Linked DNA regions of Homo sapiens: region 1 is linked to region 2. The links are chromatin loops, found by intact Hi-C in ENCODE. Cell type or tissue: Caco-2. All regions are shown on one strand. Each heading gives the region's core, and the rest is flanking DNA. Links, peaks and the distances in the headings are about the cores only. Region 1 has its middle 13 kb from the start of PCSEAT. Region 2 overlaps MX2 (MX dynamin like GTPase 2).

Region 1 (4,392 bases), core at 246-4,245, 230 kb after region 2:
GGCTGAGGCAGGAGAATGGCGTGAACCCGGGGGGTGGAGCTTGCAGTGAGCCAAGATCACGCCACTTCACTCCAGCCTGGGTGACAGAACGAGACTCCGTCTCAGAGAAAAAAAAAAAAAAAGCACCAATTCAGGCTAAGTAAATAGATATTGAAGAAAGGTTATTCTTTATAGAAGAATTACAGCTATAAATGTAGAAAGAACAAGAGTTAGAAAATCGCTTTTTTGCAATGCCCAGTGGAATAGTAGTTCTAAGCCATGATTCTCATCGGCTGCTAAACTGAGGGTCGAAAAACTGATGGGGACAGGCCAGCACATCTGAGTCGGGGACAACCTGAACACCCCCATGAGGGAGGTACCCAACACCTCCTGGGATGTCTTCTTGTCCAAAGGATTGAACCTGCGTTTCAGCCCTTCTGTGGATCTCCCATTTTGCAGAAAATACCGACCATAGCGGAAAATTTTACACAACACCTTACAGACACAAACAGGCTAGTCCAGAAGGCAGGAAGCTCCTTAGGACAAATAACAGGATTTCTTCAATAAATAAATGTCAGGAAAGGATGGGGAGAGAATTGCTATAAATTAAAAAGAACTGAGGAGATACACCATCCACTTGCTTCCTATGAGCCTCGAGCCTTGTTTGGATTACAGGTTTGCACCACCACACCCGGCTAATTTTTTAAGTTTTTGTAGAGACAGGGTCTCAGCATGTTGCCCAGGCTGGTCTCTAACTCCTGGGCTTAAGTGATCTTCCCACCTCAGCCTCCCGAAGTGCTGGAATTAGAGGCCTGAGCCAAAGCACCTGTCCCTGTCTTTTTTTTTTTTTTTTCAAAATGGAGCTTGCCTGTTGCCCAGGCTGGAGTGCAGTGGCGTGATCTCGGCTCACTGCAACCTCTACCTCTCAGGTTCAAGTGATTCTCCTGCCTCAGCCTCCCAAGTATCTGGTACTACAGGCGCGTGCCACCACACCTGGCTAATTTTTTGTATTTTTAGTAGAGATGGGGCTTCACCGTGTTAGCCAGGATGGTCTCGATCTCCTGATCCTGTGATCTGCCCGTCTCAGCCTTCCAAAGTGCTGGGATTACAGGTGTAAGCCACCACGCCCAGCCCCCCTGTCTTATTTTATATAAGCAAAACGGGTGGAACATAGATTAGGTATTAGAGAACTGCTGTTCACAGTTACCTGCTGTTAGAGTTTCACACGTGTATAAGTCTTGACAGTATGTACATTAGGTAAGTGTAATAGGTACATGTTTCTCTACACATAGATTTTTATAATGTGCTTATACCTCATCAGTTTGCCCATGTTATAAAATACCTTGCCCTTCTTCTCACATGCACACACAGTTCTACCTCTTTCTTTTTAATGCTCATGTATTATTTCACTATACAGATATGCCAAAATAATATCATTCCTCTATTAACGATCTTCATCTTGTTTCCTTTTGCTGTTGTTCTTGCTATTACAAAGAACATCATCAAAAACACTCTTGTTCATATATTTGTGTGCAAGCATTTCTGTTGGGCTGATTCCTAGGAGAAAATATGTACATACTTTTCTTTTTCTTTTTTTTTTTTAAGATGGAGTCTTGCTCTTGTTGCCCAGTTGGAGTGCAATGGCATAATTTTGGCTCACTGCAACCTCTGCCTCCTGGGTTCAAGAGATTCTCCTGCCTCACCCTCCCAATTAGCTGGGGTTACAGGCACCTGCCACCACACCCAGCTGATTTTTGTATTTTTAGTAGAGACTGTGTTTCACCATGTTGGCTAGGCTGGTCTCGAACTCCTGACCTCAGGTGATCCACCTGCCTTGGCCTCCCAAAGTGCTGGGATCACAGGCGTGAGCCATCGCACCCGGCCTGTACATACTTTTCAAAAGAAGAAGAAATAGGGTCTCTGAATGCTGACCTGCCCGAGGTTGCACGATGAGTAAATAGTATGCAAAGCCAGGCCTATGTGGCACCGAAAGCCGACCATATCTTCCATCTCCCTCATTGCATCCGCACTGGAGACTCTTCCAGACAATGCTATCCATTGACCTCAAAGGCCTTGGGAGGGGCTGCAGCATCCCACTTCACTGACAGCAAATATCCAAAAACTGCAATCGCTGAATCTGGGGATTATGAGCCTCTCCTGTGGTTGAGTGATATTTTTTTAAGTTGTCATCCAGTACATTGATGGAGCCCATAAACCCTCACTCAGCATCTGAACCAGGTCCCCGGCAGTCACAAGGTGGCAGCTGCATGAGAGACAGTGGATGGCAGCAGAATTCCTCTCCAGGGATTGCACTTGGTAACACACACCGGCCACACCCAGGGGCTTCACTGTCGATTCCATCGAATCCAGGACTCTGGAGATGAGAGGACAACGATGTCACTTGAGTAGGTGGCCCCCAGAGAGGCTCGCCTGTCCTGTCCACTTCTAAGGGGCAGTGGGGCTGACCTGAAATAAGAAGCCTTCTTTTTGGTATCTCCCCTGACCTGTTTTGTCTATCTCAGGTGAAGGAGGTGTTGCCTAGCAACTGGAGAAGGGCAATGATGTCCTTGGAATATTCTGTTCCCGTCATTGCGATACTTAACCTGGTTGATCATTAGCACAAAGACTAAGGAGGTGGCAACCTCCTTCCAGAAAAACGAGTTCTGTAAAGTCACCATGGGACCGAGAGGGGACTTCTAGTGTGGCTTTGGGAAGGGGTCTAGCTGGCACCAGATTTTTCGGTTCTCAGAAAGAACCTTTCCGCTGAAGTCGGTAGCATTCCTTGGTCAAGTGGACAATAGGTGTTAAGAAACTCTTTGAAATATGAGCCATGCCATTTACTTTCTATCTAATCTGTAAAACTGCAATGCAAATGTGATATTTGTTGGCATGTCTCTCTGGACTTTTATAGCCTTTTTACTTTGTAAGTATATTAAGCAACAGCAAATAATATCTGTAGGTCCTATGATATAGCATTAATGGGCTTTCTATGTCCTTTTCCATAGAATGTGTTAATCATTTACATTTTAACTAAGGGTTACTGCTGACACCGCGGTAGAAAGACTTCTCAAAGGGCCATTTCTATTACTGGGTAAATAATCCTAGATAAGCCTTTGCTCACCCTGAGACTCAAGTAGCTTGGAAACTTGAAGGTATGCCCTTGGGAAAGTTCGCTTGGCCGCCCTCCTCCCAGAGTAAACCAGCAAAAATAAGAGTGCTTGCTCACACAAAAGAGACTCAGGGTGCTTTCCAAGGGCTCCAAAGCTCATGGTTCTAGGTTTGAGATAGAGCAAGGGTTGTCTTTGCTCAGTGCTACAGGACAAGCCTCAAGGATTTCATCCACCCTGCAAGTCACAATCTCTAAAAAGTGAAGGAAAAGAAGTTACACATATTACTGCTCCCTAGGGAACCACGGTAGAGATGTTGGTGTGATTTCTTTAAATCCTTTTTCTGTAGTGTGTGTGCTGCTGAGTGCTGGGGTAGGGGAAGGAAACTTCCTTATTCTTTTGATAAATTTGTGGCCGTGTTGTTGGTACAACTTGGCATCCTCCTTTTTCATATATGAGCCTTGTTTGTGATATAGACATCTTTGCAGAACAAATTGCAAGGGCGGCAATGATAGGGGAGTGAAAGTAATACTATCCTCACCCATTGCCAAGTTCATGGCTGACACCCCATCACAAAAGACGGATTAACAAGAGAAAAGCATAACAAAGGTATTTAACCGAAGTTTTACATAACACATGAGTCTTCGGATATAGAGAGCCCAAAATACAGGGAAAACTGTATTTTTATGCTTAGATTTAATGAAGAAGGGATAGTCATGTAAAAGTGTAATTGGACCAAGAGAAGGTATGATTTAATCATAATGAACGACAGGGAACTTAGCAAGGCCTGTTTCTTCAGACTCATCTCCAGGGTCTCTGGGTCTTCATTCCTTTCCTCTGGATGTGGGGCAGGACACCTGTCACATGAGAGTCTTCAGGAGAGAAGGAAGGGAGGTCACGGACAGAACTTCCTACTTCTGTGGTTTTCCAGCTTCCTCCAGCTTAAAATACTCAGCATCCCAAAGTGCTGTATTTAGGGGTATCCTGCTCCGGGCCCTGACACAATTGTCCTCCTACTGTGAATCCTGGAGATCATTTGCACAATGCTTCACTATATATTTGCTATATCGAAAACCAAACACTGCATGTTCTCACTCTTAAGTGGGAGTTGAACAATGAGAACACGTGGACACAGGAAGGGGATCATCACACACCGAGGCCTGTCGGGGGGTGGGGGTAAAGCAGAGGGAGAGCATTAGGACAAATACCTAATGCATGCGGGCTTAAAACCTAGATGACAGGATGTTAGGTGCAACAAAGCACCATGGAACACATATACCTATGTAACAAACTTGCGCATTCAGCA
Region 2 (4,392 bases), core at 212-4,211:
GCTGACAGCTGATTAGATGGTGCCCACCTAGACTGAAGGTGGATCTGCCTTTCCAAGCCACTGACTCAAATGTTAATCTCCTTTGGCAACACCTCACAGACACACCCAGGATCAGTACTTTGCATCCTTCAACCCAATCAAGTTGACACTCAGTATTAACCATCACACCCCTCAAATGTATATGTTCAAATCCTAACCTCAGAACCTCTGAATGTGACCTTAGTTGGAAATAGGGTCTTTGCAGATGTAATTAAAGACGAGGTTGTTTTCCAGTAGGGTGGGCCCTAATCCAATATGACTGGTATCCTTATAAAACAGGAAAATTTGTTTGTTTGTTTGTTTGTTTGTTTGTTTAACTTCTATTTTAGGTTCAGGGGTCCATGTGCAGGTTTGTTACATGGGTAGATTGTGTCATGGGAGTTTAGTGCACACATTATTTCATCACTCGGGTAATAAGCGTAGTAGCCAATGGATAGCTTTTTGCTCCTCTCCTTCCTCCCACCCTCTACCCTTGAGTAGGCTCAGGTGTCTCTTGTTCTCTTCTTTGTGGCCATGTGTGTTTAATGTTTAGCTCCCACTAATAATTGAGAACATGTGGTATTTGGTTTTCTGTTACTAGATTAGTTTGCTTAGGATTATGGCCTCCAGTTCCATCCATGTTCCTGCAAAGGACATGATCTCATTCTTTTTGATGGTTGCATAGTATTCCATAGTGTATATGTACCACGCTTTTTTATCCAGTCTACCATTGATGGCCATTTAGGTTGATTCTATGTCTTTGCTATTGTAACGGTGCTGCCATGAACATTCGTCTGCATGTGTCTTTGCGGTAGAATGATTTCTATTCCTTTGGGTACATACGCTGTAATGGGATTGCTGGGTCGAATGGTAATCCTGTTTAAGTTCTTTGAGGAGTCACCAGACTGCTTTCCACATGGCTGAACTAATTCGCACTCCCACCAGCAGTGCAGAAGTGTTCCCCAAAAGGGGACATTTGGACACAGACACGCAGAAGCCCACTCCTGCCTCCTCACTCAGCCTGGATTTGTCTCAGTCGCCCTCGCTTGCCTCTCACACGTGTGCACCCTCACACTGCTTCAGCATCTGCCGGTCCTCCGGCCTTTGCTCTTAGAGCAGAGATTCTCAACCTTTCTCCATTTGGGCTTCCCTGAGTGGTTCCGTAGTTCATTTATGGTGCCCGCCACCCAAAATAAATTCCTGGCAGTTCTATTTACTAATTAGGTAGGTCCAAACAACTCAGTAATAGTAGGCTGGGTGGTGTCCAACAGCTGCCTTCGTGTATCACTGGGAAATCTTAAAGATCCCACAGTGGCCTGTGAGTTTGCTGAAATACCCCAGGTGCACAGTTTGGGGAACATAGTCTTATAGATTTGATGAATTCCCTTTTTGCACCTGTATATCACTCACGGGGCTGATCTATGACTGGTGTGCTAGTCCATTTGTGTCACGATAGAGGTAAACCTGAGACTGAGTAACTTACAAAGAAAAGAGGTTTAGCCGGGCACAGTGGCTCACGCCTGTAATCCCAACACTTTGGGAGGCCAAGTCGGGTGGATCACCTGAGGTCAGGAGTTGGAGACCAGCCTGACCAACATGGAGAAACCTCATCTCTACTAAAAATACAAGATTAGCTGGGCGTGGTGGTGCATGCTTGTAATCCCAGCTACTAGGGCAGGCAGAGGTCCTTCTCAGATGCTTTGGGTCCTGCCATTGAAAGGGAAGAAGAGAAGTCCCTTCCCTGGGAGAGCCTCAGTGATCCCTGCACAAGACCAGCCGTCTTCCTCCGCCCCATATTGTTCAGCCCTGGCACCCTGTGTTGTGCGTGGAGTCCCTTGTTTTCCTCTATCTTATCAGGAACCAGTTCTAGGTTCCTAACCTGGTCTGACCCCGGCACCCTGTCCTGTTACACAAGAAACCCGGATGCTGATATATATATGTCCCAACATTGCCCTTCCAGAGCCTCTCCAGCTGTGACTCACTGTTGACATGGCAACCCCCACCCCCTGGACTCCTCGCTCAACCCACAAAGACTATCTCTTGCGTACTCTGCTCTGAGGTGTTTTAAAAAGCGCCACCATAAACCTGTAACACAAGAATGAAACCCAGCAAGAATCAGGGGACAGGAACCAAGGAACATGACATCACGTGAGAACTAAGGGCCGCTCTGATTGACCATAGCATTTGGCTCTCAGCCTCCCACGGCCAAGGCTAAGGGAGGATAGGACAATTGTCTCTCTCACTCTTGAACAAGAGGGAGCTCCTGGATTCACCGGGAGAGTAAATTTGACTAGCTTGGACTTCTGCAAGGTAATTTGTTGTGACTGCATATTAAGGAGACTAATCTTAACATAATCTTAACATAATTTCTTTATATTAAGGAGATTAAATAAATCCATGGATATGTTCTTGAGTGAAATTTTTTTTTTTTTAAAGCAGAGACCTTTTCCACGGGATCACATTTTCTTTTGACACTCCTGGGAGGCAGGCAGGACCATGTTAAGTGGCTGTTTTTCAGTGAATGATTCTACGGGGAAACCTGAATAAGATGGTAATGTTATAGGAAAGTGTCTGATGCAGAACCCGGCAATGGCTAAAACTGGAAGATGCAAAGCAGCCTGCTAGTGTGGGAGCTGCAATAAACCAAATCCCTTTTTTTTCTCAGTCAGAAGGAGGGACTTTCCAAGCTTGATCCTCTAAGAAAAAAGGATCCCCTCCTATTTTCTTACCGATTTTCAATTCATCCAGAATGCATGCTTCTTAGTCTTCAGACTCCTGGCCTGGTCACCGCTTGAAAATATTTGGCAGCCCCCTGGTTTAACAGCAGCCTCGAAGTTGACAGCAACTCCAAATCCTGCGGCTCAGCAGTACAGAGCCAGCTGGCCTCACCTCTCCTCTGGGTCCACTGCATCTTATCAAGGCCTTGCTGTCCTTCCTTGGATCCGTCACCCCCGACCTGGCCCTCAGTAGCTCCCTCCTGGATTCTGACCTCACCCTGTTCCTCATCTTTGTCTTAACTCTTAACTTGGCTGTCTGCTGCACCCTGACAGCCACCTTGTCTTCTCTTTTCTCCTCTTCTCTCACCAGCTGTCTTCTTGGTTTTTCAGTTCCCCTCTCTCAAGACCTGCACTTTCTCTTCAAGTCAAGGTCCACAGCTCCCATGCTCTGCATTTATACTGGGCTGCGGAAGCTCCCACGTGGGGACCAAGCCCTGGAGAGGAACCCACAGTGCAGCGGCTCCTGAAAGCAGAGGCCTGCACCCCTAAGCCTCTTAAGCCCCCCACTTTCATTCCCTCCTGCCTCTGTGCATAGCCCAAGTCCCACCTGTCCATGTGTCACCCGGCTCTTCCGTGTCGTCTCCGTGAGCCTGCAGGGGCACCCAGCCAGCCGACAGGCTCCCGAGACAGTCCACTCACACAGACACACTGTAGCCATTTCTGAAGATTGTGCAGGGGAGACAGATGGTTCACCAGGCACACACCAGACAACCCGAAACCTACATTCCTTACTCAACAGGCCCGTGTCAGAAAATCCTCCCTAAACTGCAATGGGGAGGGGGACTGAGGGAATTCTCATCCCCTACATGTCACCCCACGGCTCACTCCTGCCTCCGACCTTCACACATGTTCACCCCTGCAACTTTTCACCCCTTTATTTTGCAGAGCAATCTGTGCCCAGCTCCTGTCCTCTCAAACTTAATCAGCTCATGATACGCTTAGCAAGACCTGCCCTTCATGAAAATGAGGGTGAGGGTGAGGGTGGCGACAGTTTTAAATATGTTTTAAAAGGAACATGAAATGAAGAATATTGGGCTTCACAAAAGGAACCCTCCTTTCCCTTGTTCTTTCTTCCCATGGAGAGGAAGAAGTTGAGGCTGAGTTATCACCTCCCATCAGCACTCGGTTTTGTTCCTGGACCCCTGACTTCGTCACCAAGGGCAGCTGGCTCCAGCTCTCAGCCTTTGAAGGATATTGTGGCTAGGGGTTCAGAGTCCCAGGCTCCCTCCCAGACAGATGGGTGGAGTGAGGCCACCTGAGATCTCACTTGCTAGGGTGGGTGCCACCAGGCCCACCGAGCTGCTGGGTCCTGGCCAAGCCCTCCTGTACCCCCTGAGAAAGTCTCCGTAGGGCTAGGAGCTGTTTGTGCCAACTTTAGATGGACTCATCTCTCAGTGATCCCATAAAATTGCTGCCTAGCCCTTCTGGTTTCAAGGATTTCACATCAGAAAACGTTTTACGAACCCAGGGCTAGTTCTGAAAACAGGAAGTGCTTTCAGCCCCCATGGGAGGAGGGGGGTGCAGGAGGCCTGTGGACCTGGACCTCTGGGAGCCAGGCTGGAGAACAGGAGCTGAAGGCTGAGCGGCGGCGGGGCCA

Evidence for each region. A loop is a pair of places that touch in the nucleus more often than their neighbours do. Peaks named below come from ENCODE experiments on the same cell type or tissue, not always from the same donor. Only the 100,000 strongest peaks of a DNase experiment are listed, where the experiment ranks them.
Region 1: it touches region 2 in a loop (13-fold over the local background); 1 of 110 quality-filtered maps calls a loop at or near these places.

Annotation. Positions count from the first base shown.
Region 1 is chr21:41,590,826-41,595,217 of GRCh38, forward strand. No RefSeq gene overlaps it. Among named protein-coding and RNA genes, the nearest start is that of PCSEAT, 13 kb to the left of the region's middle. In Caco-2, for the core only: no CTCF peak of the experiment used is centred there; DNase peaks (open chromatin) are centred at 2,556 and 3,146.
Region 2 is chr21:41,364,881-41,369,272 of GRCh38, forward strand. All of the region lies in intron 1 of MX2 (MX dynamin like GTPase 2), which reads left to right. Among named protein-coding and RNA genes, the nearest start is that of MX2, 5.0 kb to the left of the region's middle. RefSeq lists enhancers at 2,655-2,754, 2,806-3,307, 3,475-3,524, 3,907-4,392, 4,305-4,364 and a silencer at 3,995-4,044. In Caco-2, for the core only: no CTCF peak of the experiment used is centred there; a DNase peak (open chromatin) is centred at 2,011.